Linked DNA regions of Mus musculus: region 1 is linked to region 2. Evidence: chromatin loops called from intact Hi-C (ENCODE). Cell type or tissue: left cerebral cortex. All regions are shown on one strand. Each heading gives the region's core, and the rest is flanking DNA. Links, peaks and the distances in the headings are about the cores only. Region 1 overlaps Abcd3 (ATP-binding cassette, sub-family D (ALD), member 3). Region 2 has its middle 16 kb from the start of Gm33987.

Evidence for each region. A loop is a pair of places that touch in the nucleus more often than their neighbours do. Peaks named below come from ENCODE experiments on the same cell type or tissue, not always from the same donor. Only the 100,000 strongest peaks of a DNase experiment are listed, where the experiment ranks them.
Region 1: it touches region 2 in a loop (3-fold over the local background); 5 of 42 quality-filtered maps call a loop at or near these places.

The regions. Positions count from the first base shown.
Region 1 is chr3:121,770,375-121,787,050 of GRCm38, forward strand. It overlaps Abcd3 (ATP-binding cassette, sub-family D (ALD), member 3), which reads right to left. Exons shown (of 23, transcript NM_008991.3): 5 at 15,628-15,697; 6 at 14,099-14,196; 7 at 13,637-13,760; 8 at 11,554-11,610; 9 at 9,181-9,323; 10 at 6,623-6,692; 11 at 5,428-5,497; 12 at 5,243-5,340; 13 at 5,057-5,148; 14 at 3,768-3,859; 15 at 3,615-3,687; 16 at 1,929-1,992. Among named protein-coding and RNA genes, the nearest start is that of Abcd3, 37 kb to the right of the region's middle. In left cerebral cortex, for the core only: a CTCF peak has its summit at 7,839 (motif pointing right); a DNase peak (open chromatin) is centred at 7,728.
Region 2 is chr3:121,858,802-121,875,477 of GRCm38, forward strand. No RefSeq gene overlaps it. Among named protein-coding and RNA genes, the nearest start is that of Gm33987, 16 kb to the left of the region's middle. In left cerebral cortex, for the core only: no CTCF peak of the experiment used is centred there; a DNase peak (open chromatin) is centred at 11,140.

The DNA.
Region 1 (16,676 bases), core at 3,149-11,148, 92 kb before region 2:
GACAGGAATGGGCCTTGCCTCATAGACAGACAGACTGGCTCTGCTGGTGAAGACAGCAAGGGGAGCAGCAGCAGTTACTGGGCTCAGAGACATTCGAGGTAGGGAGAGGAGGAAGTGTCAGCAAGTCCTAAAGAGCGGCACAAGCCAAAGCACTCCACGCCAGCCGGGCTCCGACTGTGGTAATAACACAGTCTCAGGGCTCGGACTATGGTAATAATACAGTCTCGGGGCTCGGACCGTGGTAATAATACAGTCTCGGGGCTCCCACTGTGGTGATACAGTCTCGGGGCTCCGACTATGCTAACAGTTTCGGGGCTCGGACTGTGGTAATACAGTCTCGGGGCTCAGACTGTGGTAATAATACAGTCTCAGGGCTCGGACTGTAATACAGTCTCGGGGCTCCCACTGTGGTGATACAGTCTCGGGGCTCTGACTATGCTAACAGTTTCGGGGCTCGGACTGTGGTAATACAGTCTTGGGGCTCAGACTGTGGTAATAATACAGTCTCGGGGTTCGGACCGTGGTAATAATACAGTCTCGGGGTTCGGACCGTGGTAATACAGTCTCGGGGTTCGGACCGTGGTAATACAGTCTCGGGGTTCGGACCGTGGTAATACAGTCTCGGGGCTCGGACCGTGGTAATACAGTCTCGGGGCTCAGACTGTGGTAATAATACAGTCTCGGGGCTCGGACTGTGCTAACACAGTCTCCGCGGTATTCAAAGCAGCCAAAGGTAAACAATGCCCACAGAGATGGAGAGAACGCAGTGAGTGTACACAACAAATACCACTCCACTTACAGAGCGATAAACTAGGCCCGCACTGAGAGCCTACGGAGGATGAAGGGAGAAGTCCTAGCCTGCAGAAAGCCCACTTGCTTTCTGATGGCCAAGTCTGCCTTCTGATGACTTTCCAAAAGAAAGGAATCCTGGTTCTCAGAAGTGTGTCAGTGGGCACAAATAACCTAAACAGTAATCTTCAAAATTCAAGATACAAATCATACAAAAAACAGTCATGGTTGCCGTTTCACTTTACCTATCATATCATATCATATCTCGCCTATCATATCACCAGTGTAATTAGGAAAACATCAGCATCACTGTTTATTTGGCTGATGTCCTACTTGGAATGGCTACACTGGGTACAACTGTGCTGCTTATTTTTCAGGGGCTAGTGACACTCCCTGCTAAGCCTGATGGCAGATAGAGAGGACCAACTCACTACAATTGTGTTCTGGCTCTGACATACACAATATGGCACATGCCTCACCCCCAAAACACAACACACAAAATATATAAGTAAAATGTAAGAGAAAGAGGGAGAGAGAATGACTCTGAATTGTTTATATGAATGTAAATCATGCTGCACAAAGAGATTTTGATTTAGATTTTTTTATTTAAGGAGATTAAAGTTCTATTTGCATATTTAAATGTTCACCATTTGTGGATATTCTAATTAGATACATCTTAACATGGACTTTATTTGCAAAAAAAAAATTAAGATTATTTTTTTCATGTGTGTGTGCATGCTTGTATCGTGTGTGTGTGTGTGTGTGTGTGTGTGTGTGTGTGTGTGTGTGTGTGTGTGTAGGAGCCTGCAAAGACCAGAAGAGGATGTCAGATCTGGAGAACTGGAGTTACAGTTAGCCACCAGGTGGATGCTGGGAACAAAAACTGGTTCCTCTGTGACTTCTAACTCCTGAGCCACATCGCTAGCAAAACAAACTTGATGTAGTCGTAATCACTGAGAATTTAAAGCCAGTCCATTTTTTAAAAAATGAGATTTCTAGATGGTTCAAAGACATAGTCTCAAAAGTGACTGTATGAATTTATATAGAGACAACTCAAACTTTAAAGTTAATTTAAATATTCAATTTTCAATTCATATTTTGAAGATGATTTAAACTCATATAAACATTTTAAAACTTACTTCAAAACTAAGGTCTTGGATCAAGATGTCACCATTTGGTGTTGCTAAAGGAACATGATCAAACCTAAAAAGGACATTAATAAAAAGAGGGAAATTAAAACATGTAAGGAACTTAAATAATTCAATACTACAAATAGAAATAACCCAACACAGCAAAAGACCATTCAGACACTTCATAAATGAATACATTCAGGGGACAAAATGCAATTTAAAAGGTTCTCAAGCTCTCTAAGCACCACAGAAATGCAAATGAAAACTGCCAGGAGCATCACCCTATTAAGGATGCAGCTATAAAGACAACTGTAAGTGCTGGCAAGATGCAGCGGAAGAGGAACCCTTAGCCACTGGTGGTCAGAATGGAACGAAACAGCAATGACAGGAAAGTAATATGAAGGTTCCTCAGACAGGCACTCCTAATTCCAGGAGGCTATCTGAAGGAAATAAAGTAACTGCCGCAGAGTGGTACCTGTGCTCGCTCCCTCCTTCCCTCACTGCCTCCCTCCCTCCCTGTCTTCAACTGACAAACGGATAAAGAACATATCATATGTATAAGTACACACTCACACAGGGAGTATGTGTGAGATTTTCTCAGCCTTAAAAAGACAAGAAAACCCTGAATCTGGAGCGCCAGAGAGATGGCTCTGTGGTAGGAGCCCTTGCTGCTCTTGCAGATGGCCAAAATTTGATTCCCAGCAACAGTATCAGGTGGCTCAGAACCATCTGTAACTCCAGCTGCAGGGGACTCAATGCCCCTTTCTGCCTCGACATGCACCTGCGCACACATGGTGCACACACATACAAGCAGGATCACACACAAGTAAATATTTGTTTTAAACTCCTCAAACCACAAGCATGTTTTTAAAATAACTGAATTGATTATCTTTTTGATGATTATGGTAAGAAAAACAAGAGAGAAAAAGAAACATAGTTCACATGTAACTTCTATGTAGAATGCGGTAGTAGTCGCTAGGGCCTGAGGGAAAGGGAAGTGAAGGTGGTGTCATTCCAGGATCATGAAGGAAGATGAGTGAGTTCTCAGGTCTAAGCAGCAGCACAGGAACTACAGTGAAAAGGACGCTCTACACACGCAAAATAACTAACACAGACATCCACTACACACATTCAGGAACAACAGTTAAAAGTGCGCTCTGCACACACAAGATAACTAACACAGACATCCACTACACACATTCAGGAACAACAGTTAAAAGTGTGCTCTGCACACACAAGATAACTAACACAGACATCCACTACACACATTCAGGAACAACAGTTAAAAGTGCGCTCTGCACACACAAGATAACTAACACAGACATCCACTACACACATTCAGGAACAACAGTTAAAAGTGTGCTCTGCACACATGAGATAAATAACACAGACATCCACTACACACATTCAGGGGTAGAAATAAAAGATATAATAATTAGCTGAAATAGGAACATTATTTTACAATATGTAGGTAATATCAAAACATCAAATTACACACACACACACACACACACACACACACACACACACACACACATGTTTATGTACCTTAATCATAAACTTAACTTTTAAGTCAGTGGTATACCAAAGCTATTTAAAGTGTTTTAAAGGTCAGCTTTAAGTCACAAGCTGAAGAGCAGGGCTGCATGCAGCGTACACACTGTGTGGTCCAGCGCAGCCTTTCCCAGTACATACTTTATAATGTTGTCTGTATTGATGATTTCTCCAGCACCAGGGACCAAGGGACTAGCTTGTGCTCCTTCAATACCTTAATAGAAATAATTATGAAGATATTATATATGGGAAAAACTTAAAACCATGACTGCAAACTATGATGTTTGTATTTACCCTTCTCCTGTTGTGACACCATTGTACGTTCATATCTGCCATGATTTAAGTCCTTTAGTACTTGCATTAATTCTGTAATCCGAGCCGTAAAACTAAAATTTAATAAAAATCATAATCAAAAGTCTATTACATCATGTATATAAACTGAAATGTCTAACATCGAAGCTTAGCTTAAGAGACATAACCCAAAGGAAGTCCCAAAGGAACATAAAATATTAATAACATACATGTCCTACTTTGCTTCAGTAAAAGACAAGGGACAGGAAAATGAGGAAGAGGTTTCACAGGATCCTCCACCCCATTCAGAGGCAAGACAAGTGTTTCCCGTGGTCACTAACACACATTCTTGCTAGTACTCTCCAGACACAGGAAGGCTGGGCTCTGAGCTGCCGGAGTGACCTACTGTTACATATAAAACCAGCCATTCTATCAAGAAGTAAGGATGCACTGATGCACACTGCTTCTCTACAAAAGGGGAAACTGAGGACAGCTCTACTCTCATAGTGTGGAGAGGGGAAATGATAAAGAATTCATAATATTTGATGAAAATCACTGGACAATAGAAACCAGTCCCGTGATAAGAAGTTGGGGAGTGTAAGAAGGACATGAAGGTCAAAGAGGCGGTTTCTTATCAGAGAAGCAAACGGGTGTTTGTTTGTTTGCTTGTCTGGTGTAAATAACAAGCAGAAATCCCCCAGGGGAAACCTTGGGAGGTGACTATACTTGAGAGTGCATTTACACTTGGTGTTGACACTGTCACAGAAGGCACTGTCCCTACAGGCATGAATTTTGTATGCATTAAGTATGATGTTTTAACATATCAATCACTCCTTAATAAACTGGTTTTTGTAGTGTAAGAGAAAGAGAAAAAAAGAACTTAGTTGCCAGTATCAATCCTTAGGGGGTAAAAATCTATAATTGAAAACAAAAATATTCAAATGTAAAACTACTCACTAACTTAAATTTCTGTTAAAAACAAAAACAAAAAAAAAAAAAACAAAACAAAACAAAGACTGCCAAGAATCATTTCCCAACATATCCAAGGCCAGTGTCCACGATGGACGGCAAACGAACGTGACGCTTCCCTAGTTAAGACTCACCCAGCTGCCTTCAGGAAGCATGAGGGGCTCACGGGAGACAAGTCCTCCTTAATTTTCTATCAAAACCAGCTTCCCCGAGGAGAAGGGTCAGTACCTCCCATAACTTTAATCTCACCTGGATACCAGCTTATAAGAACAATATATGTTTAAAGATTATTCTATGCAATTGCATATTAGTACAAATCTTACCCAGCCAATCTAGTCATTTCACGCCCAGCCAAAACTATACGACCCAAAGCTTGAGACATTCTCAAAAGCATCCTTCCACTTTGGTAGTAATCCTTAAAGACAAATGAGTATTAGATTTTGCTCACATTCCTAAAATAGAACAAAGCCTTAATTTTGAATTTTCACTTCATTAGCGTAGAAGTTTACCTCCAGCAGCTCTGAGTGTGTGCTGTGAAGGTGGCGAGGGTGTGCCAGATCTAGGAAGGGGCGACTGACAACCAGGTACCCGACGACAGTGGCAACATCTAAAACAAAACAGTTAAGATTTTAAATAACGTTATTTTACTTTTCCCACAGATCATGTTGCACCATCTCTTTTAAAACATACTTACATTTGGCAATGATGCTATCAATGAAACCCATAGAAAACCGAAAGAAAATGAAATTATGTAGGTGTTCCACCTGTCAGGAAACAAATAAACAACAAATTTTCCCTAAGGATAAAGCATAATTAATTTACAAACATATACTGAATAGCTATGATTCCTGACTGTTATACACCACACAGTGAGGACAATGCTTAACAGTGCTCAGATGCCAAACACTCTGCATCACACCGTGTTTACTGAACAACGTTGTTTCCATTACACATAATATACTAATTACACACAATAGCATGGTGCTGTTTCCAATCCTGCCAGACACCTATACACACAAACTCATCAATCACCAAAGCAAAAAGGGAGCATGAGATGCCAGTTCAAATACACATGTCAGAGAAGGTCAAGCTGTACTAAGTTATGGGTACATGACTGCAGACCCACAGGCTGAAAACAGTGCTTTGAAACTCTAAAAACTCTAGTCATGCTAGATGGCAAAAATATCATTTCTGAAATAACCTAAGACAACTTTTTAGTATTAAAATATGTATTCAAACATCACAAATTCCCACTAAAATATTAGCTCCATGTGGGTGAGGCAAGATCTCACCCAGCACGCTCACCACCTAATTCTCGCCTGCACTTAAGCCGCCTACCTGCCACTGAATATCTTCTGAATGAATGTAACTATCTGAACTCAAAACAGCAGCAAATAAAGAAAAACAGCTTTTAGAAAACATTCGTATTCCAAATCAAAGGTCAACAAACTATGATCAACAAATTCTAGCACGCCACTTATGTTGCAAATCAATTTAGCAGAGCCAAACCACTCATGTATGTATTGTATATCCAACAGAGACTACATGGTCAGGAAACTTAAAATGCAAATATGTACATACTATCCCGTCCTTCACAGAAAAATCTTGCTAACCTTACTCTACAAAAGTCTCCACTGATCTGTAAGGACCATTAAATCAAAAACCCAACGAGAGTTCTATAGCAAACACTACAAAAATGAACAAGATATTTTAGTAAATAAATCTATTTTATAAGTGGAGAATTTAATGCTAATGTAATAGTTTTTAAACTCATTTTTAGTTTAAAACACAGTATAAAGATTTGCTATTTAAAATATATCTTTAGCATTATTCATCCACATGTAAAGGCAGAGAAACCCGCGTGGCCGCCCGTCCAGTGTTTATCTTACCAGTTTTCGGAAGACTGAGTGGATTGTCTGCTTCTCCCGTTTATTCCCATTGTAAAAGGCAATTTCTTCACTATTAGAGAAAATAATTTAGCAATTAATGTCAATGCTGTCTCACCCTGACATGTAAGTGAAACACAGTATTCAATGAGTGAACCTGTGCATATGAGTGGGCATCTTGGGCCAGTGTAATGGCTCAGGGGTAAGATGCAAGCCTGCCAACCTGAGGTCACTTGTCTAAGCCTACAGTAGACTGGGAGGAAAAACTAACTCCACGAATCTGTCCTCTGACCACCAAAACCACTCAGTAGCAGGCCCTCCTCAATAATAAAAAAACCAAGAGAATGATAAATGAACATCTTGTTACTAAGAGAGTATCTGGCACAGGCCAAGCCAGGGAGTGTGATCAAGTTCCTAGCTAAGTTTAGAGGAGGGCAAGAGTACACAACTGAGTGTATCACAAACTGGACTACAACCTACCTGTATATAACCTGGCTGTTAAAGACACAGTGAACAAATATTCACAAACTGTAAATAAGGCAGATTATATAGAAAGAAAGATTAGGCTGAGACAGACATTATAGAGCATGAGTTAAATTACAGACCTAAACCAGATAAAGAGGGAGAAAATAACAGAAAAATACAAGAAATGATGCTTTGCCCCACAGCTTGTGACAGTGCTGCCATGCCACCAGGTCTAAACGCACCAAAGCTGTTCTTATCCCAGCACCACAGTAGTCCTCACAACGATGTCCCCCGAGAGCAGGAATGGGCCCTCAGGGCCACAAAGATCATCAGTGGGAAAACAGTGCCATACAGATGAAGAAAGCTCAAATGTAATTTATGTAAATTCTTTAAATTCACATAACAAGCAAAGTTCAGAATCTAAAATTATCGCTCCTGTCTAACCTAAAGTTTATAGTCTCTCTGTCCTGTAAGTAAGATGAAAACTGCCCAAGCAACGTACTTACAGAGTTACAGATGGCCGTGAGCCATCATGTGGTTACTAAGGAATTGGATCCAGATGCTCTGAACTGCAGGGCCATCTGTCTAGCCCCCACAACGTACTTCTTAAAACACCAGAAAGTGTGTAAAGTATCTATATAGAAGCCTAGACACCACAGCTTAGACACATTAAGGATGTATGTGGGCGCTTGTGAAAGGGCTAGGCAGCACTGCAATGCAGGCCTGACAAACCCAGTTCCATCCCAGAACTCCACAAGGTGGCAGGAGAGAGCTGAGCCCTCCACATGGGCACCATTGTGCCGGGTGCACCCGAAATATAATCAAAGTGCATACATAAAACCTCAGTACACTAAGGCAGGAGAATCGCAAGTTCAAAGCCAGCCTGGGTTACATAATAAGACAAAGAAAGAAAGAGTAAGACCCAGGAAAGAGTAGGATGGTGGAAAAAGAGAAGAGGGAAGAGGGGAGGGTCTCTTAAAGAAACAGCAAGAAGCAGTTTCTTCTTTTTGTTTTTGGTGGTGAAGGTTGCTGCCATTCTGTGATCTCAAGAGTTAACCAGAGGAAAGAGATGGTTACAGGGTAGAGCCAAGAGAATACCAGCAGGAGCCACAGCTCCAATCCTGCTGTGCCATCTGCACTGTCCTAAGGGTCCTTACATGACACAGCCAATGCCTCCACTATGGGAACGTGCCGTTTTCTAGTAAAAGCATACCACAAACACCTTTTCCCTAATTACAGCCACTATGCCCCTGCCTCCCTAGAGCATGAAACTCTACATAAAAAAATCAATATAAGGAAGGAAAGGTGAACTATGAAAAGAATGACCCCCTAAGTAATTCCGTGGCTTCCTACAGAGCAGCCTACACAGTGCTACAGTAAGTACTAGGACCCTCAAAATTGACTTAAAGTTGGCAGTTAGGCACAGAAACTTTACAGAGCACCTTAGCTACTGATGAAAACCTGAGCCAGGGCATGCACAGAGTTCATCATCGTAACAATTCATTGTCCATCTACAAGAAAAGCAGCTACGGATAAGTTGCTAAAATCAGTTTATAATGCATAGGTAGACACAGAAACGAAAACGGATGGCTTCAACGGCTGCATTTCTTTCTTCCTATTTCAGATCTCAAAACTGTCCAGAACGCAGTTCTGGCCTGCATTCGAGAGGTCCTAAGGCTCAGTGCCCAGAACTCCTTCTCCCCACACAACAACTGTCTGGAAAGACAGAATTACTGAACACTGCAAAACAGTCACAACCTAAAATGTCTGTGGATAACTTAAGGCAGAAGTTTCACTGAATACATACAAAAATGTGAATACTATCAAGACTAAATTTTAAAATAAAATTCACAGAAAATCAGTCAATAAAAAGCATGAAGAGGTAAATCAAGGAAACTACACAGCCAATAAAGAGGACTTGAAGCATGCAGGATTTCTACTTTATAAAACTAACATTCTTCATAATGCTTATTTCCAAAACAAGTAAAAGTCCACACTATTTAGTACCTATATTGCTAGAATCTCAAGTCACTATAAATGACATCAATATCCACAAAAATAAAATTTCATTATTATTCTAAAATGTTTCTCCTTACCTATTAGTGATAAGCCGTGAATTCACGTATCTGTATTCTCCTTCGTACTTCTGCTCCATAATTGTCATCTTACCAATGGGTCTTCTGAGTCGAGTTAGGAATAGCCCAGAAACAAGCAAGTAGGCCATCATGCTTGCCGGGCCCTGCGATGAATGAAGGAGAATGATGCACAGTACTCAAAGGCACAGTAATAAAATCTACGTGCAGGTCTGTAAGTAACTGAACCCAGAGAGGCTGAGCTTTGCTTGTTCCTCTCTCTTTTTCTTTCTTCCTGGAAGATCACATGCTAGTCTCTACACTTCTTCTACTGTCATCCCCCAACTCCTATAGCTCTGTCCCCAACAACTGACCACCTAACTTCTAGTGGACTTTACCTTCTGTTACCTAACACTCTTCCACTGGAACCCAACTTAGTGTTCTCTCTCTAGTCCACAACAACTCTCAGAGCTATTTTACACTCTTTGAATGTTAGCAGTCCTCTAGGTTCCTTCCTTAGCTCGTCTCATCCTAAACTTACACTTCCAGTCTCATCAGTTTTGGATACAATGTATCACTGCCAAGTATGTAGCGTGCACCCTCACCCCAGCATCTACAGGTGTCTCAAGGGCAATCCGTACACAAGCTATCAGCTCGCCTTGCTGTAAACTATACTTCTGTCTTCTATACATTGTAACTCCATAAATGACCCCACAGCCACTGGCCATCTTAAGAAGCTTCGATGAGTCCCCAAAACACCCTTAATTTCTACATACCTCTCATACTCTGCCCCAATCAAAACTGTTTACCTGAACATGCCATTCAATTGGGGCTGTTCTTACATCTGACAAGTTTAACATCTAATGGACATCCAAGAATCTCCTCAAAACAGTTCAGTCAGCTTCAATTCTTCCAGGCACTAAACACTTTCGTGAAGCATCCACTAGTGGACATTTCATGCTTCATTCTAACTGCCAGAACAACTGCTTTAAACATTGAAATCTCCCTTCTGACTCACCTTTTATGGCTAGTACAATGTATATGAATATATGTGCCAATATTTTTCAAAATTGTATTAGACTGATCAACACATTTCAGTAACTATAGCAAATGAGCTGAAGGTGCCAACTGTATTTTTAAAATGTCAATGCAGAATTATACATATAAATACGAAAAACACCCGAAATATAATTTACAGTATAAAGTCTAGAAACATGTGGTCTGTTCCCTCTTATGGTGCAGTCAGTTACAGAATAATTACACCTGATCACAGGGTAGTAAAGAGAAAAGCAAGAAATTCAAACAAAAGGGAAAAAAATAAGTAAACTATTACTCAACCACAAAATGAATAAAAAGACACACACAAACATACATACATATATATATATATGTACATAAGACCAATACACTGTTACATGGTTTGTTATAAATAAGAGTAACATGAAAATTATTCAAGTTAGATGTCAATGAGTCTTGGGTTTTCTTTGTTTGGTTGGTTTTTTTGGTTTTTACACAGGGTTTCTCTGTGTAGTCCTGGCTGTCCTGGAACTCACTCTGTAGACCAGGCTGGCCTCGAACTCAGAGATCCGCCTGCCTCTGCCTCCTGAGTGCTGGGATTAAAGGCGTGCGCCACCATGCCCAGCTGTCAATGAGTCTTAAAAAAAGTTCTTGTCACCACACATATCAAAAAAGAAAAAAAGAAAAGAAGGCTCATGGGTTAGACAACAATTTATCATTATAAAATACTTCTGAAACTAGTATTTCATTCTGAGTATATTGCTAATATTATTCTAATTTTTTATTAAAATTAATTGCTGCCAAAGCTCTCATTAGAATAACTTTGCAACAATAAGCACATGTGTGTTCAATGTATGAAATGTGTGTTTAAATATTTCTGGTTATTATTACTAGAAAAAGAAATTGGCTTTTTTTCCAAGGGTGGCTTTCATGTCTACATGATGCTACAGGAGTGATAGTTAACATTTTCTTTGCTGTTCATTATTAAACTAATAAAGTTTGTAAACCCTAATAAATAAATAAATAAAATATCTAATTTAAAAAACCAAATTAGGGTACTTATTTTAGAGCCTCCAGTATAGTATTACCTTATAATCAGATCATACTAGGTATAATGTGAAGATGTTTCCAAGGTTAAAAAAAATTTTAGACCTTCACATTTATCAAAACACAGTATTATAGATTTTAAAATGTGGAATGGGGGTAGCAAGATGACTCAGTGGGTAAAGACACTTTTTGCCAAGGTTGAGTTTAATCCCTGGGACCCTACACGGTCAAAGAATATAAAACTCCTACAAGTTGTCCTATGTCCTATAACATCCACACACGCACACACATACATACATGCAAATACACACAAAAGAATAAAAATGGACTCACCTGAGCTCCAATTGCACTTGTTAACTTGAAAATATATAAAACTATGTCTAAAAATGGCTGTAAAATAAACATTAGAATATACAGAATTAGATCTAAGAACTAGTTTGCCTTGACTGATAAATAATACGAGATGTTAAATATAAAATGCAATTCAATATTTGATACATAATATGTGGAACTCTCACCATGTATAACAATTAGACCATAACAGTGCTTAGATAAATGAATATACAAAAATAAATAAAGCTCGTAAGAAACTTGACATGGAGATATTCCAAATAACAACTATTGACATCAAGTGTGAGAAACCCTTCTCTTTATCACTAAGGCAGCTCTATCTGAGGAAGCACTCACTAACACAGTAATATAAATGTTAAACAAAATGACTTGAGTTATAATTCCAAATCTGCTTCACATTTTCCTGGTTTTGATACAACATCTATAAACTGAAAGGGACTTCCCAACAATTACATAAATGAAATCATCAGGTGAGTCTATGGAGCTTATCTGATGATCAAATACTTTTTTATACATTTAAGTACTGCTGCTCACTGAGAACCAATCCAACCAGTGTTTCAAAAGCAGCTCGTACTTTCACCTTTTTCAAGGGACCCAAATGGTGTTTAATCTGAAGCCAAGCGCATGAGCACTAATACAAATGCCGGACTTTATGAACTGGCTCATTCCAAGACGTACATTTCCCTTTCTCTTCCATATTATTAAAAAACAAAATACTTTAAAATCTTGCCAGGCAGTGGTGGTACACACCTTTAATCCTAACATTCAAGAGGCAGAGACGAGCTGATCTCTAGGTTTGAGGCCAGCCTGGTCTGTACAGTCAGTTCACAGACAGCCAAGGCTAAAAGAGAGCCTGTCTTAAAACAAACAAACAAACAAACACCAAAAACCAACCAACCAGACAATCAAATAAATAAAATTTATTTCAAAAATATATAAAGGTTACTGGCCAAAAATAATATTTATAATTTAAGTCAGGAATTAAATTGATATTTAAAAGAGAGAGCACTATAGTGTACAGAAAGATTATAATTAATTTCAGGGGGCTAGAGAGATGGCTCAGCAGTTTAGGGCACTGATTGCTCTTCCAGAGGTCCTGAGTTCAATTCCCAGCAACCACGTGGTGGCTGCCAACCATCTGTAATGAGATCCGATGCCCTCTTCTAGTGGGTCTGAAAACGGCTACAGTGCACTCATATCACTAACTTCAGAATGTTTCTCTATTGCAGGTATGACACTTTATGAACTACACCTTTGTTCACGTGCCAAGAGGAAAGGCTATGTAACAGTTTCTCTCAAGTTAGCTTCGCAGGTCTATTAATAACCCTAAGAGAGAGGTGCTAGAGAATGACTCAGTGGGTAGTGTTTGCCACAAACACCTGACCACCTAAGTCCTAATTCAAAACTCATGTAAGAGCTGAACCCCGAGAACAACCATCTGTAAGCTCAGCCTGTTCCTCTCAGGAGATGAGAAACTGAGACCACAGAATCACCATAGCTCAGACACAGCAGGACAGGCAGGAGAGGCCGTCTCACATCCAGGGAGAATGTAAGAACTGACATCCAAAGCGGCACGCCGTGGCATCTGCACATGTAGACACACTGAAAGCGCATGCGCCAGTGTATATATATACACACACACACACACACTCACATATGTACACACATGTGTAACACACACAGTTACTTCCTTCACATAGAATGATATTGAAGAAGACAAGCAGGAAGCCCCTTTTGTCTCATTTTAAGGATGTGTAATTTGAAATATAAGTGAAAAAGTCAGACTGTAAGTGCTAGAAGTAAACAGACAAGAACACTTGTCTGAAATCAGTCAGTCCACACAACTCTTATAAAACTTTTGTAAGACACTAATTTCAATTCTAAGCCAAACACCTGACAAAATAAGATTTTAAGATAATTATATAATTAAATTAAGTATAACAATCCTAATTTTCTTTTAAAACCATTCTGTACATGCTACTCCCTTCCACCCCATCAATTCTGTGTAAGTTTGTTCAGACTGAAATTCAACAGCCTCGCAGGTTTTTTAAGTAGATGAACTTACCTTACTAAGATTTGAATACAGATCGACTACACTGTTACAAAATTTTTCTACATCCTGTGTAAGCAGCTGGTCTGGATTTGCTATTCTGTTATCCAGGTTGCCCATTTTATAATAGGTGAAAGCTCTGAAACAGCAATTAGAAGGTGACTTCAATACACGTGAGTACAGAGACCATGCACACTCACACCCTGCCCACAGCATACGCACAAGCAGACCAGTGCAGACACTGTACGGACTGCCCTAACTTCTGTCAGCTATGGGGAAGAGAGCCCAGAGAAGGGAGACTCGGTGCTAATTGGAGCGCACGGACTAGAGCCCCCGCACCCCCCACGGTCACTCCCAACGTAACCCTGATGGAAAGCCATTTTCTTGAAAAGCAATCCAATAAACACGACAACATCTACTATCATAAACACTGCTGCCCAATTTAAACATCTCTACTTTAAGAATAGTTTCACTTACTGGAGATACTCCTCGTAGAGGTACCGTGTGAGCCTGACTCGGAAGCACAGTTTGAGCTCATTTAACCCATACTTCAAGAAGTTATTAACCAGAGAGATCTAAAACAAACAAGCAAGTATTATTGGTTTCGTTTCAACCTCTACTTAATAAATTGTAATTTATTTCTCTATCAATTTCTGTATCTACAAGTTCTGATTTTCCTAACTCAGGCCACATTGCATATCAGTTTGGTTTTATTTAGACTTTATAACTGCAAAAATAACAAGCTAAGTCACATGTACTTAATTACCCCTATTTGGTCTCTTACTTGGAGCTTAATTTTAAAGTATTATTCTGAGTCCCTTTCTAGGTAATAAGAAATGCAAATCTTTCTGATTTCTATCTGGAGGCTGTACAAGCTCACACACTAGCATGTCTACCTCTGCTCTATCAACACTGCAGACTAGACTTCCAGTCACAATCCACGTGGTTTTGTTTTAAAGTGTGAGTTTTATATGCTACTTTCCAGATTATTCTAGAACCACTTTACTAGTCTATCTCACAAATCAATCAATCCTTCCAGTTTTGTTTAAACTGCTTTATTAAAACTGTTCTTATACAGGGTTTCCAACCTTTGATTCCTGTCACTTATATTACCTTTTCTTGAAAGGTCTAAAAATTGTGCATGCCCAATTTTTCTTAAGGAAACTTCTCTTTTATCCTCCCAAATCGGGACATTAAAAGTCTTATAGGGCCAAGAGAATAAAAACAAAGACTAAAGTAAGAAAACCACTTGGTTTTAGGCTATTCTAATTTCTAAGTTAATTCAGAGAATCGACTCTAGTTTAACAGTGGTTCCAGTTACAATTGTTTATGTTTTCTTTTTTTTTTTTTTATTTATTTATTATATGTAAGTACACTGTAGCTGTCTTCAGACACACCAGAAGAGGGAGTCAGATCTCATTACAGATGGTTGTGAGCCACCATGTGGTTGCTGGGATTTGAACTCTGGACCTTCGGAAGAGCAGTCGGGTGCTCTTACCCACTGAGCCATCTCACCAGCCCCTGTTTATGTTTTCAAACAATAGTTCCTGGATGATCTACCCATCTTACTCCAAATTTCACAATCTGGAAATGTTTTCAGTTGTCCCAAGTGGGAGAGGTGCTATTGCTATTTAACAGAATGCGGTTAAACACTGGAGAAACCTGGTCAGGAGAGAGATGAAAGGAAAAGAAGGAAAGAGAAAGGAAGGGAGGGAGGGGATGGGAGGAAAGCAGAGAGGGGAAAAAACAAAAAAACAGAGAAAGAAAAACAACATACATGTATGAAGGTATGTGTGTGTGTTACACACACACTAACATAAATAAAACCAAGCCAAACAAAATTCAAAGTGTTCTATTAAATGTAAAGTTTTACACTGAAAAAATTAGAAGCTAAAGTACAAAATTTAACACAAAATTAGAATTTAGTATCACAAATCTAGTACAAATTCAAGATTTAATGAGGTGTAAGGTTCTCCCAAAGAAGAGTTTTAAAGAAGTGCACTTACAAGAGGCATGGCAGCGATGAAGTTGAATAAGTATCTCTTGAAATCTTTGCTGCTGCGACCAATGATGCCACTGCAAACCACCACATGCAATGCTTTAGTGCAATAGAAGCCAATGTAACACTAGAAAACCTAGAGCTCCAAACCACTCTTGGGGATTTCCATGGAGTTATTAAGTAATAAGAAAAAAATGGAAAGAAATCATACAAACATGTTTACAAATACTGAAGCATTTTAACAACTTGCTTGAACTTGGCTGCAGAAGACAAGATGAAGAAAATTGCTAACTGCAGGCCACAGATGTGCCAGGGAGAACTGCAGAAGCAGAGCGTGTGCTCAGCATCTGTGGGATTCTGGGTTACAGCACCCAGGGATTCTGGGATATTACAGATTAAACCAAAGTAGTATTTGTTTGTTTTAAATATTTTAGCATCCTTGATTCTCACTGGAATGAACTAGTTAGAGATGGTAGAAAGCCTACCTCAGCCAGCTGGAAAGGGCAGAAAGTAAGCAGTGTAGGTTTTGTGGGTCCAAGTTCTGGTTGCAACTACTCAATGCTTTCACCAATAGAGTATAAGTAACCAAGACTGCCTGACTAGACTCTAATAAAGCTTTGCCTTTTAAAAAAATATATATGGTGTGTCCACACCTTTAATCCCAGCCCTCAGAGGCAGGCAGATTCTGTGAGTTTGAGTCCAGGCTGGTCTACACATTGAGATTCAGGTCACCTAAGGCTACATACTGAGGCCCTATCTAAAAAGAAAAAAAAAAAAAAATTTAAGCTGAGTAATGAGACCTAAGCAGTAGTCCTGGCTGGCCAATCCTGAGACTGTGGCACATGAGAGAAGTATCTAAATCAGTCTGCAAAAGCCTCAGGTCCTTTGACACAGTTCAACAAAAGCAGTTCCTCTTTTATCTGCTTTTTATCTGGTTTATGCATTTACCTGCTTTTCAAATGCATACTAAGAATCTAAAATAAGGGTTCCACTCACTACTTATTTAAGGGTTTGAAAGTTGGGCTGGAGCGATGGCTCAGCCATAAAAGGCACTTG
Region 2 (16,676 bases), core at 7,166-15,165:
GAACAGCAGGCAGCTGCTCTACGCCCTCCTGGGCCTCTATAATATCGGAACCCTCCCTCTGACAGAGTTCCTGGTTGCAGATGATTCCCCAAGCCTCTTTCCTGTCTTCTTCACTCTGCTTCTGTGTTTTCTATCTTTCAGCTCGCCCCTAGAGCTCTTCCCATTCAGAATTAGACTCAGTGCCTCACCTGCCTTCTCTAATCTCTTTCCTCCTCAGACTTAAAGATTCTATTAGCGCCTCACTGTCTTACTGAAAACGACTTGACTTCAATACAAACCAGGTAATCAGTCTCAACGGCCAGAAAATGGCGCACTTGATTTCCAGATTCTCCCAGATTATAAGAACGTCTGCCTCCGCACAAGCAAATGATCTGAAAATCCCTTTATCTTTAAGCCTTCTTTGCTCTCCACTCTCAAAAATCTCTTAACTCTAAGCCTTTTCACTCTCTGCTCTCTTCCCTCCCCTGATCACTGGGATAATACTGGAAAAGTGTTTAAGCTGTTCTACTCTACTCAAAAGCTGGCTCTGGAGTCAAGTTACAGCCTGCTCACTCGAGAGGCAAGCATGCTTGTTCAAACATTTCTCCCGAAGCCTCTGTCCTGGGTCAGGAGAAGGAGAACAATACAGAGAAGCTCATGAAACGACACTGTATTTAAAAACAGCTCAAAGGCAAATTATTCCCAATGGAGATTATTGCTACTTGTCTCATATTTCTTTTTAAATTTTGTTTACTGTCTTTAAACACAGATGTTTTGCTCTGTGAATATAGCCCCCGGTATAGCTCTAAGCTTTTGCTGCAGGATAAACTCCCCTTTATCTCAGGATTTGTAAGACCACTGTATAAACTTTATGTATCTCTCCAGATTTATAAATTCATTGGGTGTGGTTTAGAAGGTCTGTAAACTCTAACAAAACGTTAGCTTAAAACTTGTAATAGAAATGGTTGATTTCATATATATATATATATATATATATATATATATATATATATATATTTGCTATAGCATGCTTGTATGTAACTTGGATTCAACTCCTGTTTAAGAAAATAGATATATTTTTTTAAAGGATATGGACCCAGTGGGCTCACCTTGGACTAAGTCACAACCGTGTAGTTGGCTACCATCTTCACTGAGGGTAAAGAGAGAACATGCCATGTGACTTCACCACCATCTTGGTTAAAGTGACCACTTGTCTTAAACAAACTAAGGCAGCACCTATAAAATCCCACAAAACTTCTCAGTCCTACTGAGCCTCTGCTCGCTGCGGTTTCCTTTTTAGACTAAGCACTAATTAGACTCAGGCCTCCAAGGTGGTTTGGTTGTTTTATTTCACCTACAATAAGTGTAGGAAGCCACCCTCACATTCGCCGTTGCAAGATGGCGCTGACATCCTGTGTTCTAAGTGGTAAACAAATAATCTGCGCATGTGCCAAGGGTAGTTCTCCACTCCATGTGCTCTGCCTTCCCCGTGAGGACAACTCGGCCGATGGGCTGCAGCCAATCAGGGAGTGACACGTCCTAGGCGGAGGATAATTTTCCTTTAAAGGGACGGGGTTTCGCCATTCTCTCTCTTGCTTTTGCTCTCTTGCTCTCTGGCTCCTGAAGATGTAAGCAATAAAGCTTTTGCCGCAGAAGATTCTGGTTTGTTGCGTCTTTCCTGGCCGGTCGCGAACGTGTGTAAGAAATAAGGAGACAAGAGCAGGTTTCCAAGATATTTTAGTTTAGGGTAGATTTCTGTGTGATGATTTTTCTTTTTGTCCCGAAGGTGAAAAGTTATAGATGAGAACAAAACAATAAACAAAGTTTAAGGAAAATTGGATTTAAAAACAACATGTATTTGATGATTAGGATTTATAAATTTCTAAAGCTATAATGGTCTACTTTGGTTAACAGAAACTGACTTAAGGATATATACATAATCACTTATGTCTTTGTTAATTGTTCAACACTAGGCTCCCAAAAAATTTTTTTTTGCATAAGAAACAATATATCTTCAATGAATAAGGTTTATGAATTCCTTTTTTTTAAAGAGAGAAACAACTCTTTTTTTAAATAAATTCATTGTTTTTTAAAAAATATTTATTTATTATATGTAAGTACACTGTAACTGTCTTCAGACACTCCAGAAGAGGGCATCAGATTTCATTACGGATGGTTGTGAGCCACCATGTGGTTGCTGGGATTTGAACTCAGGACCTTTGGAAGAGCAGTCGGCGCTTGTAACCGCTGAGCCATCTCACCAGCCCAGTTTATGAATTCTTAAAGTCTATTCAGATTAGCAGAAATGACTTAAAAATGTATGTTCAGCCACTTTGTCTTTGATAACCCTATTAAGCCTTAGCTATTTGGATAAACTGGATCATACATAAAACAGTAATATTTGTAAAGGTTCCCTATGAAAGGATCAGGAAAATAAGGCTCCCAGCCTTTCTGTGGACTATATTTATGGTTTAACATTTTATTTTAATCCTAAAGAATCTTCAATTCAAGACTTTAAGGCTCAAACTTAACAGGGATAAAAATATGAAATCCCACAAAAGCTACTAACTTGTCATAAACTGTTGGCAATAATTAAGATATGCAAGCTGATAGTCATCTTATAAGTGATCAAATTCTTTTATGCTCAGAACTATATTTCTAGTCATGTAATTAATTTACAGGGACAAGCTTTAACTTTCTATATATGTTGTCAACATTAAGCCTAAAACAAGGAATTTAAAACAAGCAAGATGTGTTTAAAATACTTAATACATTAGAGGATGGCCCTTGACCCCCTCGGAGAGATCTGCTGAATATGGTATTTAAGGTATCTAATGAAAAAGGTTTCCCACGGTAGACAGAAATGCCAACTCCTGGTGGCAGCCCTAAGGTCTCCTCCAAAGAAGATGGGACAGCAGACTTCACCTGGTACAGCCACAATCGTCACTGCGCATAATTACCCTTCACCTCAATTCCTACCAGAACTCCACCCAAACTGGACAAGCAAGATGTTGAAAAAAAAAAAATCAACTTTTTCTTCTTGTCTTTGCAAGGTAGGTCACCTCCTCAAAAAAAAAAAAAAAAAATCTCTCAGACCTTTCTAGGTCTGGTGGCCAAAGACCGATGGCCTCTGTCTCCAACAAAGCCATCTAGATCACCATGGAAGATCCAAGGCTGACTGTCCAAGCAACAGGTAAGCCCCTGTCATTCTTAAATGATACAGAGGCCCTTTGGTCAATACTTCCTCCTCAAACATATCCTTTTCAGACCTCTGTGATGATGATGATGGGGAAGGGAGGGTAGCTTTAGCAGACACTTTAGCAGCGGGAAGCCAACCTCAGCCAGCTCCTCCACACAAGGCTTCAGCTGCCCAGTCAGTCCACTCATAGCTGAAATGTCTGCTTTCACCTTTAAAACAGTCTTGACTTTTTAATAACTTTTGGATGCGAAAGACGTACATGTTGCTTGCTGATGCTACAAATTTAAAAGCAAAAGTCCAAGCTCGCAGACAGCTTTACCTTGCTGACAGGCTTCCCACTGGGAAAGGGAAACTCACAAAACAACTCAAGGCAAGAAATTTGCCTTTCACTAATTCTTATTATAAAAACTTGTTTTTCAATGACTGCTCTCAATAACTAACCACCTATGTCGCGTGGTTAATGACTGGATGTTTCCAGGTAGAAGAGAAAGAGAAAGCCTAAAGTTAATGTAAGTTGTGAAGGCCTGAAGAAATGATTTGGGATGTGTGAATGCGAGCTGTGAAGGTCTGAAGGAGAGGTTGGTGGTATGTGAAAAGTGAGCCATAAAGATGGCACATTCAGTGTCAAGACTTCAAAGTTCAGAGCTTGATGCTAATCAGTAGAGTTCTGATTTGTTAATCTGGTCTTGGTAACAAACTCACTGGCTACTAAACCTTTTCAATAATTATCATAGTCAGCCAGGCCAGGCCAGGGCAGGTACACTCTTCAGGAAGTGGGCAAATGGTGGAGAGATAGAAGAGGAAGAGTAGCCAAGTGGTTTGTGCGCTTTGAAGAGAGGCAGAGCGAGACACAAAGGCAGTTGCTGTTCTTGCCCTTTGGGAAATGGTGAATTACACTACCCATCAATAAAGCCAGTAATAAATGCAAGTGCCAGTGGACCTGTGCCTTCTTTCTTTGAGAAACCTGACCACTGCATTGCATCACTGTGATGCCCAGAGCTGCATCCTGGCTTGGGAAGAAGACCTGCAGAGTGAAGACCTACAACCGACTGGCATGTCTTCTGTGTTTACTTTCCATCATTGGGCTATTTGCTAATCTTTTGTGGTGGTTCATCCATGAGGCTAGACAACTCTATGCTGAGTTACAGTTTTTCTGTGCTGTGTTTAATTTGGGCCAGGAGTCTATTTCCTTTGCAATTTTAGGGTTGGACAAACATTTAACCATCCTAGTTTTCAAAAGATGTCACTGCTGATGCCGCACACGTGGGCACCACTACAATGAGCTATGATGGAGAGACGAGAGAGATGGTAGAGGAAGAGAAGCAGAGAAGTTTGTACGATGTGAAGAGAGGCAGAAGTGGAGATCCGAGGTGGGGAGCCTGATGTGAGCAGCCTACATTGCCACCTGAGGTCATGATGATGTCCCTGCCATGCTTCCACCAGGGGCCACATCTGGGTCCTTGATCCTGTATATACCAATGTCCATGGCCCACATTACCACCAGTAGCCATATGGACATCCCTGGTCTGGGCCACTGCTGGAGCCATGTTGATGTTGGCTCCACCCCTTGTCTAGGCAGTGAGGGAAAACAGACCTGAATAACACAGGAGACCTAGCCCTGGTGGCATAGGTGCAGAAGAGCTAGGCCTGTTCCTCATCAGCCATAAAGTGCAGGATCGTGGGAGAGATGACCTCCCCCCACCCCATCGCTGCCTTCAACAAGCGTGAGAACTGCCCCTCCCCCACATATACCTGCTGCAGCTCCACACCTCACTTGGGCAGCATATTAGAGCTGGGGGTGAAGGTGAGCTGGTCCCAAAACTGTGAGAGCAGAAGAGCTGGCCCTGGTGGTATGGGAGCAGGAGACCTTGTGGGTTGACCAACTCAGCTTCTACTGAGGCCAAGATCCAGGACTTTGAGTTAGCCCATTCCAACATCTACCTCATCTATGAACTGCTAGAGCATGTGAAGGGGCTTGTCCTGCAGAACCAAAGCTGCAGGATCTCCATGACATGGTAACAACGAGATAGCCAAGAGGACTCCCAGTGAGGATCCAGTATAGATAGCATAGCAGGAGCCAGAGGCCTTGATGAGACCAATGACTCGTTTTAACAAACATTTATTTGCAAGGAAAGTGTTTGGACAAAAGGGTGTACTGTGGGACACACCGTGACACACTACAGCTTCCATGGCGAGATGTGTTTTCTTTTGTGGGGGAAGTTGCAAGGGCAGAGGGTGGCTATGGAGAAACAGGGAGATGAGTGGGGCTGGGGTGCATGATGGGAAATTCACAAAGAGTCCATCTTTTAAAAAAAGTTTTAAAAATTATCATAGTCTCAGTCTCAAAATTTTAAGTTTCCTTTAGTTGCTTTCTAGATCCAGACTTAAAAATGCTTCTTGTTGTGCTGAAAACACCCCTATCCAATCTGCCGGTCCAGACCTCGAGATGAAGGGAAAAATGTTCATGTTTCTATCCTAAAGCCATCATTGAGTCCTCAAGTTCTTCATCCCCTTTGGGCTCTTCCTTGTCCAAAAAAAAAAAAAAAATGTGTCTTATATCAAATGAATGTTCACCTTCTATTACATTGCTAGTTTTTTCAGTTTTTGTTTTTACCGTGACTCAAAGGCATGTGTGTGCTCCAGCTGTTTGCAGACACCTGCTAACTGCTGTTTTCTACAGTGAAGAGAACAGACAGTGGTTGTGCTAATACCTGCTGTCCCTAGTCTGTATGTGTCCCTGCAGCAGATTCCTATCAGCTGACAGGAATTCTCATCCAGGAATCAACTGCATTGCACCAATTGCTTCAAAGTGGCCTGCAACCCTGATAGCCTCAAGTGGTCTTGCAAAACTGGCGAGCCCTCAACTTGCCCAACCAGTCCAGTCAAGTGAGGAGCTGGCTTGCAAACCGTGGCTTCCAGGGACCAACTCCAAAGCTGCCCTTTGATCTCCTTTGAACCTCTAGATCCTCTGGCAACTCAGCCCTGCTGGTCTCTTTCCTTTTTAGAATAATGTAATGCGCTCTGTCGCTCCAGGTTGTTTCCAGGTGAAATTAATTACCTAGCCTGACTGCCTCTGTTGGATTTTCTTCTGGTCTCCTACCATCACCGGCTGGTTTGAGCCCTTGCTTTGGACCAGTATTGCAGACTCCCATTTCTCTCAAGCCCCCAGTTGACAGGAAGCAGCTATAGAAGAGAAAGATTATGTCACCCTCGTCACCAACAAAAGGCTGGAATGTTAGGTCTCAGGAGTGCATCCACCTAGAAGTGAGCTCAAGCTGGGCTGTAGAAGGAGTTCTGGCAGTTATATAAAGGCCAGCCTTCCTCAGGAACTTGTGAAACAGGTTTTGCATCTCAGAGGTCCCTCCCCTCAGCTCCCCGGCCTACCCCATAATCCACATGACTTGTCTACCCCATGTTCTCTCGTGTTCTCTTCTCTCTTGCCTCTCTTTCAAACAGCCTTGGCCATGTCCAATCTGTTTTTCTTTCTCTCTAGCTCTTCCAGATGCTCTGGACATTGTCTCTCTCTTGCCTACAATAAAAACCTTTCACCTAATAGTATAGCCATATTGGTAGTTTTTATACTATGCCTCTATACATACACTTTCCATTCCCCAGTAGGATTCCCCTAGACCTCCCCCAAATAACAAGCTATTGCCAATCCTGTTGGCTACTCTCCAGAACTTGACATTAAGACCCTATCCCTGAAGAGGTCACAGAACAGGAAACAAAGCCAAGCTGGTACTCTCTTGGAAGCTTCCTTCATTCTTGAGCTTGCAATTATAGGCATGTGTCAACACATTCAGCATATACAGAATGTTATGCTAAAGACAACTCTAGAGAATCACTCAGTAAATGCTGGCTAGCGAAAATACAAGGGCTGTTGCTTTATTTCCACAGCATCCTGCAGTCTCCTTAGTGTTAAACTACTTCATTAAGAAGCCAGAAGAAGCTGGGTGTGGTGGTTCATCAGGAAGCAAAGGCAGGTTGATCTCTGAGTTTGAGGCCAGCCTGGTCTACATGATGAGTTGGCAGATAGCCAGGGCTACACAGAGGGACCCTGTCTCAAAAAACAAAACAAAACAAAACAAAAACAAAACAAACAAACAAACAAAAACCCAGGAGCATTCTCAGAGAGAGAAGCATCTAACATCCCTATTCTTCCTCCTCCTCCTCTTCTTCCTCCTCCTCCTCCTCCTCCTCTTCTTCTTCTTCTTCTTCTTCTTCTTCTTCTTCTTCTTCTTCTCCTTCTCCTTCTCCTCCTTCTCCTCCTTCTCTTCATCCTCCTCCTTCTTCTTTTAATTATTAGATATTTTCTTATTTACATTTCAAATGTTATCCCCTTTCCTGGTTTCCCTTCTGAAAACCCCCTATCCCCTCCCCCCTCCCTCCTCCCCCTGCTCACCAAACTTCCCACTCCCACTTTCCTGTCCTGGCATTCCCCTATACTGGGGCTTAGAGCCTTCCCAGGACCAAGGGCCTCTCCTCCCATTGATAACCAACTAGGCCATCCTCTGCTACATATGCAGCTGGAGCCATGAGTCCCTCCATGTGTATTCTTTGGTTGGTGGTTTAGTCCCAGGGAGCTCTGGGGGTACTGGTTAGTTCACATTGTTGTTCCTCCTATGAGGCTGCAAACCCCTTCAGCTCCTTGGGTACTTTCTCTAACTTCTTCATTGGGGACCTTGTGCTCAGTCCAATGGTTGGCTGAGATAATCCACCTCTGTATTTGTCAGGCACTGGCAGAGCCTCTCAGGAGACAGCTATATCAGGCTCCTGTCAGCAAGCTCTTGTTGGCATCCAGAATACTGTGTGGGTTTGGTGATTGTATCTGGGATGTATCCCCAGGTAGGGCCATCTCTGGATGGTCATTTCTTCGGTCTCCTCCTCCTCCTTCTCCTTCTTCATCTGATAAAAGAACATCACATTTTTAAAAATCTAAAGTAAATAACTTCTTCCAGCAAACGCACACACACACAAAATTTCCCAACTCCTTTGAGCATCCTTTTCATTAGCTCGCTATACAAAATTGTGACCCCTCTTGACCTTTCTCTTCAAAGTGTGGGGTAGAAAAGAGACTTCTGATTTTTATGTGATTCAAATTCAGGTAAGTGTTTGAGCCACCTGCTTACATTTAGAGACGTTTAAAGGGACATTCAGGTGTTCATAGTGCAAAAGATTTTAGGAGGCAAGACAAAATAAAGAAGCCGTCCCCGTTTAAACTTCCGGCAATGTCTCAAACGTTAAGTACAGTCTGTCTCCATTTCATTCACTAGCATTTACCTTTTGCTTCAGCCGTCTCTAAAGATGAGGTTTGCAATGTGACTTGTGTTCCTGCTTCTTCTGGGATGACCTCAAGCAGGTCATTGGTAAAGGAATGTTGCCCCACAGTGAGGCAAGAGTCTGCCCTGATTTAGTCAAACAGAGCCACCCTCCTGATAACCTCTGCCCCAGTTTCAGAATGTCTTTCACCTTTTCCCTCCTTGTTTTGACTCTTTAAAATAATATGGATTGTGTGTTGGTAGTAATGGGAAGGGTGGAGAATGGAGGGTTGACAGGGAGGATTTGCTCCTGGGCGAAGTCCAGCTTTTCTCGAAGTCACAGGTTGGGCAGAACGCGATCATCAGACAAGCTCTCTCAGTGGGGAGAGGGGTAGAGATTTCCGAGGACAAAGGGCAGGAGAGCAGAGGTGAATTGGTTGGCCTTGACTGGCAATTAAATGTCCCCTCCCCTCCCTTTCCGTGTAACCTTGGGATTATTGTTGCACTAATTAGTAAGGGAAGAAAATATAATGCTGCGGAAAGGGTAGAATTCAGTTATAACTATTTCAACATACATAAAGATTATAATATATATTTAAGATTTATTTTATTTGTGTGTGTGTGTGTGTGAGTGTGTGTGTGTGCAGTGTGTGTGCAGGTGCCTGTGGAAGCCAGATGAGAGCTCAGGAGGGAAAGCATCAGAAACCCTGGAGCTGGAGTCACGGGTGCTTGTGAGCCACCTAATGAGGGTTTGGGGAAGAGCATTCCAGCCCTCTGTGAGAGCAGCAGGCACTTTTAACTCCAGAGGTGTCTGTCTCTCCAGCCGAAAAGTTTAATAATATAAAATCTTTAGATATATGAGTGTGTTTATATATGTATATCTATATATGTAGATGGTTTCTAAGACATCCTTGAAGAGCTTTTTCTTTCCTCCATAGTAAGAAGATGCACTTAAAAGATACATAAATACATCTCAGTTCCTGCCAGACAGACCTTAAGAGCAAAGAGTCTCTCCAGAGAGATGGAATTTGCCCCACACAGTAGATGTCTTTCCAAAAGCTTCCATTATATCAAGATGCTTCAGATCCAGCATCTGTGAGATGAACTGTGAGCTAGACACTCACATGTTAACCTCTGACTCCCTTTGTGGATGTTGGAACAGGACATAGAGTCTGTCATCAGTACCTGGCCTCCTGTTGGGTTTGGGAGAGGGAAGCTAGCTTGCAGAGGGAGATCTGAGAGACAAGAAGGGCCAAATTCTCTTCTTCTTAAGATAGCATTGAGAAGTTAGGAAACTGTACAGAGGATCAATTGAAATACTTTAAGCTGAAAGTGATGGCCTAAGGTGGCCTAACGGAGGTAACCCTGCAGGTTCGAAACACATCTGAGAATTAACTAGAGGTATGAGCTGCACAGGATATTAAAGACTGTGTCTTAGTTTTCAAATATTCAAAATAATGGAAATAATAAATCTTGTGGGCTATGATCATCCTTCTATAGAAAGAGGCTGGGGTATAGCTCAGTGGTACTGCACATGCATAGCATGTTCTAGGCCTTGAGCTCAATGAATAATACTAAATAATGATGACAATTCCACCAGTCCCTGATGAACAGACACGCCGTCCAGTGCACTCATTCTGTTTCATACAATTCTCAACTACATTCTCATCAACAGGACTCATCCTACCTGCAGAAGTCTGTCATCGTCACAGCATCTATAAGAAAGCAGCAAGCCCCCATCTGTGGTTTCCTCAACTCTCTCTCTAGCAGACTCCCCAGGTCTCTGGATTCCCACGGAATGGCAGGTATCATTCACACTCCCTCAAGGACTTTGCAGATCTCTGGGATATCTGCTGCCCATCTGTCCATGGCACTAACTCATCCAATAACTCTCATATCCAAATGGACAGCTCACCTCAGTTTCCTCCTTGAGCCCCAAACCAGAAACCTATCTGGAAACCTTTGCAGGCACACACGGAGGTGTGCTTCTATGATGATTCTAAATCCAGTTAAGTTGAAAATTGAGATTTAATGTTTTTTTTTGTTTGTTTGTTTTTTAATAACAGGTTTCTCTGTGTAGCCTTGGCTCTCCTGAAACTCATTCTGTAGACCAGGCTGGTTTTGAACTCAGAGAGATCCACCTGCCTCTGCTTCCCAAATACTGGAATTAAAGGCATGCGCCACCACTGCTGCCTCTGCCTGCTGCCATCCCCACCACCCAGTGCTTAAAGGTTTCTTAAGATGACTGCAACACTGCAAACCATTGTTGTTACAAAACAGGAAGGTTAGTGCCTTGGCTCCACAAAAGACAGAACATCCCAGTATGGACATCATGCCAAAGAAAAAAACGGTTGCTTTGGGCCCTGCATAGACTAGGGTTGCAGATCCAGCAGTCAGACTTAAAGCTTTTACACCAGTTTGGGAACATCTCAGCCAGTGTTTTCCTTCAGAAAAAACCCAAACACTATTCAACTCCCCTCTTTCTCAGGGGCCTGAGGTTCTGTTGGGGTAAATAAGATTCTCACTCTTTCTCTAACTCTCACACATCAATCAATAGAGCCGACTTCTGACACCAGATTTCTCCACATGCCAAGAAGTACTTAAGAGGGTGCCAGCTGGTGTTTTCTAATTCAGTTTGGCTCTGACTCTGTCTCCTTCAAGATCACGTCAAGCCTCATAGTTTGAAGACTTAAGTCCCCAAAGCTGCTGTCCTCCCACCTCCCAGATGCCAGTTGGAAGTCCCACTGTGTGTCTGGCGTACTGCCTACAACTTGGATTCCCACAACTCCTCCTCAGGTTCGATTAATTATTCTCAGGACTCAGAGAAACATTTATATGATTGTTTTATTACAATTAATATGTAAGAAATGCAGAGGAACAGACATCAGGCAGGAAAATGGATTTTGAGGATTTTCTAAGGTTTTTAAGAACCTCCATGTGATATGTTCAGCTATATGAAAACTTCCTGAACCCAGTCCTTTTGGACTTTGAGGAAACCTCTGTTTCACAGGCAGGAATGTTAATAGGCTAATGGAAATCCAGCTCTGGAGACTCGACTGCTGGGGCATTCTTTCTGATTGTATGTGCGTGTGTAGCATTCTCCTTTCTGGGGTATGGTTATCCCTCAAGCTTTATCACTGGCAAAGGGAGATTGGAGATGAGAGGGTGTCTTTATGGTCATTGCCAAGACAGAGAGGCAGGGAAAGATTGCAATATGGTTTTTTGTTTCTGTGAGTCACCTGGAGGAAGTGAAATTCTATTCTGTATGTTTTGCCTTGGAGAGAATGTTATGAACCAGGAACCACGGACAAAGGCCAAGAAACATGAGCATCACAGAGGGACTTCCACGCCGGCTGATATTGTTGGTGCTTGCCCTCTCCTGCTCAAAATGGTCTTCTCCACGTCCGTGTCCAGGACTATCATTTATTATTTTTGCAATCACCCTCTAATCACACCAAGACTTTTTTTTTATTCAGAAGGTCAGACATTTTCATAAAAGTGTTAGAGAGCTGGGAGGTCTCTGTATTTGCCCGTGTGGGCCACAGGAAGATGTTTTGGTAAGTGTATGCTCAGCCAGGGGATGGTTACCCTTAGGATCCAGAACAATGGGAAACTAACTAGAGAAACCAGATGGCTGAATTTAATTCAGCTTCGATTTCCCAGGCTGTCTGTCTTGGCTACCACCATCTACAGTATCAACAAGCTGGCACAGAGTTACTATGGGAGGGAGGGGAGGAAGGCTCCTGTGCCTAGGAATGGTCAGAGAGAAACCTCAAGTTTCAAGTCTATGCAGCCTCCCACCCCTTTCGTCCTGATTATTATCCAGAAACTCGTCACGAGGTGGTGCCTTAGGGATTTCTGTGCAGACAATGAGCGAGAGAGCTTCATGAATCCAGTTTTGAGATCATCCCTTTCATTACTCAAATACTTCAGATGCCTGTGACTAGAAGTATCAGTTTGTTCATTTGTTTGTTTGTTTGTCTGTTTGTCATGCCAGACCGTAGGTGTGATTGAGCCACATAATGGCCTAGTTTCCCAAAAGTGCCAAATCTCCTTCCCACCTGGATGAATAGTAATCCATTTGCTATGGTGGAGCAGACTGAAAATCCTACCTCTAGATTAGAGAGGAGGATCAGCGGCACCTGTCCAGGCAGCTGACTTTGGATCTACTCCAGTAGTAAACCTTTAAGTCTTTAGTTCACTCTTACAACTGAAAGAGGAGGAAGGGGAGGAGGAGGAGGAGGAGGGAGGATAGGAGGAAGGAGAAGACCATCAGGAACCAGGTGTGCTCAGTTAGTAGGGAGCTTATTCAGTATGCATGAATCCCTGGGTTGGATCCCCTGATAGAGCAGTCCTGCAGTCTCAGCAGTCAGAAGGTAGATGCAGACAAGGGGATCCAAAGTTCAAGGTCATAAATTCAAGGTCAGTGTGGGCACAAGGGACTTTATCTCAAATTTTAAATTTTGAGGAAATTTTTAAAACGTAAAAGACAAAAGGAATTGATGCCTTCCTGATCATAAAATTTGTTTAACATGTCCACTTCAGATTCCCAGGGGCTCTTGACTAAACATGCAAAATGACTGAGGGGCCTTCATTCTTCCTTTCTGTGAACTATCTGCCTATATCCCCTCTTGGTTATAGTTCCTTGCCAAAGACTGTTGGGAGCCCTGAGATTCTGCCTTGCTTGTAAGTTAAGTTAGTTGGCCACGGCTTCAGGCTGGCAGCAGAAGGCGTGAGACTCCTGGTCATGGACAAAGGTCTTAATTTTTCACCACAACTGCCATCAGCACATATTGGCATTTGTACTTATTTTCTAAGCTTTAACTCCTACAATGTACCAAAAGGAGCGCCAGATATCACCAGACACACACACCATGGACAGTGTTACAAGAGAAAAACCCTGAGCTTAGCTGACTAAAACCTTTCATCATAGACAGCAAGCCAGCGTGTATACTTACTCTACTGAGAGGCATCAGGTCTGTCCTTTGGAGTTCTTTGTCATACAAATATCCTTAAAGCAACAGTTAATAACAGTGGCTGTCATAAGAGACTGGTTCACACAGTGACATGGATTAATTTAAAAGACATTATACGCTTAAAAGGCCAGACATAAAAGACTTAAATAATTTATGATCATATTTATATGGAATCTGGAAAATGATAAATTATAGTGACAAAGAAATAGGTCGGGTTTTTTCCAGGTCTGAGGGAATGGGATTGACTTCTCATGATTGCAAGAAAACTTTGGGGAGTTGACAGTTTTTCATGTTTTAATTAACTGATGGATTTTATTGGGGTAAACTTATACACAGAGGGCATAAGGGCCATTTTAACTAAGTATATGTGTAAGTAGCATTAATTATACTAAGACTGTTGTGTAACCAACACATTTATCTAAAACCCTTCCATCATATCAAACAGAAATCATGTATGCATTAAGCAATAACTCCTTGGTCTCATAGGTGACGCTACTACTTATCAATTATAGCTAAATGCAGATGATTTTTTAAAATGCACTTCCTCTGTGCAGTCCCTGTGATAAAGGGCCTCTCTTAGGCTAAGGTATTTTTAAAACTTTTGCATAATCCCCTTGGGGAGTTTCCCTGTTTCTGTACCAGTTTGTCTTGGTCATTGACAGTCGCTTTCCATTCCCAGAATGTCCACAGACTACCCACAAATGTTTCCCCAGGTTGTTTGAAGTTTTATTCCATGACACACACCCTTTCAGCAACACAGTCTTTCCCCCTCTCCAACTAGTCATGTCTCAGTAAGTCTTTTAACCCAGCTAAATGGAACCAGCATCTTTGAATATATACAGAGCACAGACAGACAGACGGACAGACATGCATGCATGCGCACATACATACACACATACGAGAGAAACATGTGCATGCCATAACCACAGCTGTCTCCCTTCAACAGTATGTCACAGACTCATATTTTTTTGACCCCTTCCCTCTTTAATAGCTAGATGCCATGCTTATGTTTGTAAATGACAGATTTCCAGGCCGAAGAAAAACATGTCTTCATTTCAAAAGAGGCAATAACCTTCATGAGTATGAGGCCAGTTTGGACTTTATAGCAAGATTCCATTGGAAGTTGTGGGGAGAAGAGGAAGGAAGAATGGAAGGAGGAGGGAGAGGAAGAGTGAGAGGAGGAGGGAGAGGAGGAGAAGTAAAACAGGGGAGGGGGAGGGGGAAGAGAAATTCACGTTGTATGCCATTCTTTCTAACATTCCTTTAATGGTGCACTTCCAAGGTCCAAACATCTCCCATCCTGTCTTATGCCTGCTGTACATCTGCAACTCAAAATCTGAAAGTTCAGGGTAGGAAGTAAAAATGTATCAGTCCTTTTGGATCCCCTTCATCCTTCCTTTCCCAAAGGCACAAAACCAGTGCTTCCTCCCCAATTCTCCATTAGAGTAAGGAGATGTTGTAGTTCTAAGCCTGATTGGGTGAAACCCACTATGCAGAGTATGGTTAAACAAGTGTCTATTTAGAACACACTTCTCATTCTGAGGCCTGAGGTGACAAGGTTTGAAAGCAGGAGGTTAAGGGAAAAAAAAAGAATATTCTTGATCAATGGAGCACGAAGACTGACCTGCAGTAGGTCAGAGAGCTCCAAGGAAGCTGGGCATCTGCCCACCCTGACTACCTCCATTGAACCTGCAGTGCTGATCGCTCCATCAGGCAGTTCAGAGACATAAGGCAATAGGAACACTATTCCTACAAGTAGGCTCCCTCTTTAATGTTCAATATTCTAGTATTTAAGATTAAAAAAAAACAATTTAGGGAGAGACGGATCCTTGTGGACAGGCAAGAAGATTAATCCATAGTACAGAAGTTATAAGAAGGTTAGAAGAAACTCCTAAGATCTAAGGACAGGGACAATATTAATTATAAGGGTAAGGCTGGAGAGATGGCTCAGCAGTTAAGAACATTGGCTGTTCTTCCAGAGGACCAGAGTTCAATTCCCAGCACTCATATGAAAGCCAACAACCATCTGTAATTCCAGTTCAGAAAAACTGATGCCCTCATCTGGCCTCTGTGGGCATCAAGCACATACCTATTGTACAGATACAACTAAATAATAATAATAATAATAATAATAATAATAATAATAATAATAATATCTCTATGAGGTTTTACCATGAAATAAAGTCCTCAGTGCACTTCTGGAAAAGTCACGGCATTTTGAAGCAAAACCATTATGTGTGATAAATAAACTGTGGTTTTCACCACATTGTCATTTCCACTTCCCAGTAGAGGTGCCTCTAAGAGGAAGGGACGATGCCTAGAATTCTAGCACATAGCAGCAATGACACTATCTGAGGTCCACAGAAGAATGAGAGGCCAAGGAAGACACAATTAATATTGAAAAACAGCTCCTGAAAGACCACTCAGGAACACAAGACAAAATCTTTCCATATCCTGAAAGAGAACTATGACCTCTGGGGAGGAGCTGGTATTTGAACCACAAATGGATCACAGCCAGACACCTCACTCCACCCCAAGCAGGATGGAAGAGGCAATTGCCATATGTGTGTCAAAGATCAAGGCCACATTTTCCAGAGTGTGGTCTTGAGTCAGCACATAGAGGGCACACTGCCAAATCTCTATTACATAAAGCTCACTAAGCTGGGGAAATGTCCCCACAACTGATTAACAAAAGGATACAACTCCAATATGGAAGCAATACTTGTAAGCCAGTAAATAATAATGATAAATGATAACGAAAAAAAAGATAGTTTACCTCCAAGTAGAATATACTAAAGAGGGTCTATGTATAAAGGGGTTGGTTGAACATGTGTGATTTAAGGAAAATGAAAGGTATAATTCAATTATCTGGGGATATGTGTATCTCAGATTACAACTTCTAGCCCTAAAACAACAATTAGAGAAGAGGCTGCAGGGACTCTGATCGGGTTTGGTCAGGAGAGCAATAGACGTCATTCTAAAGAAAACCTGTCATAGGCAGTCAGTTACACAGGGAGTAACTTGGGGCAACAAATACTTTGAACTTTCCTTCCCTCTCTAATCTCTGCCAAACTTTCCCCTGGTTGAACCCTAGTTGGAGCCAAAGGACATGAATGCCAGGTTGTTGAAGCACACAGAGATCACACTGGCAGGGCGAGAGTTAGGTGGAGAAAGGAGTGCCTATGAAATACAATCAGAATGTATGCCAACGCCAGGGAAAAGAACCTGAATGTGTGAATCACAGAGGAGTGGATGCCAATAGGT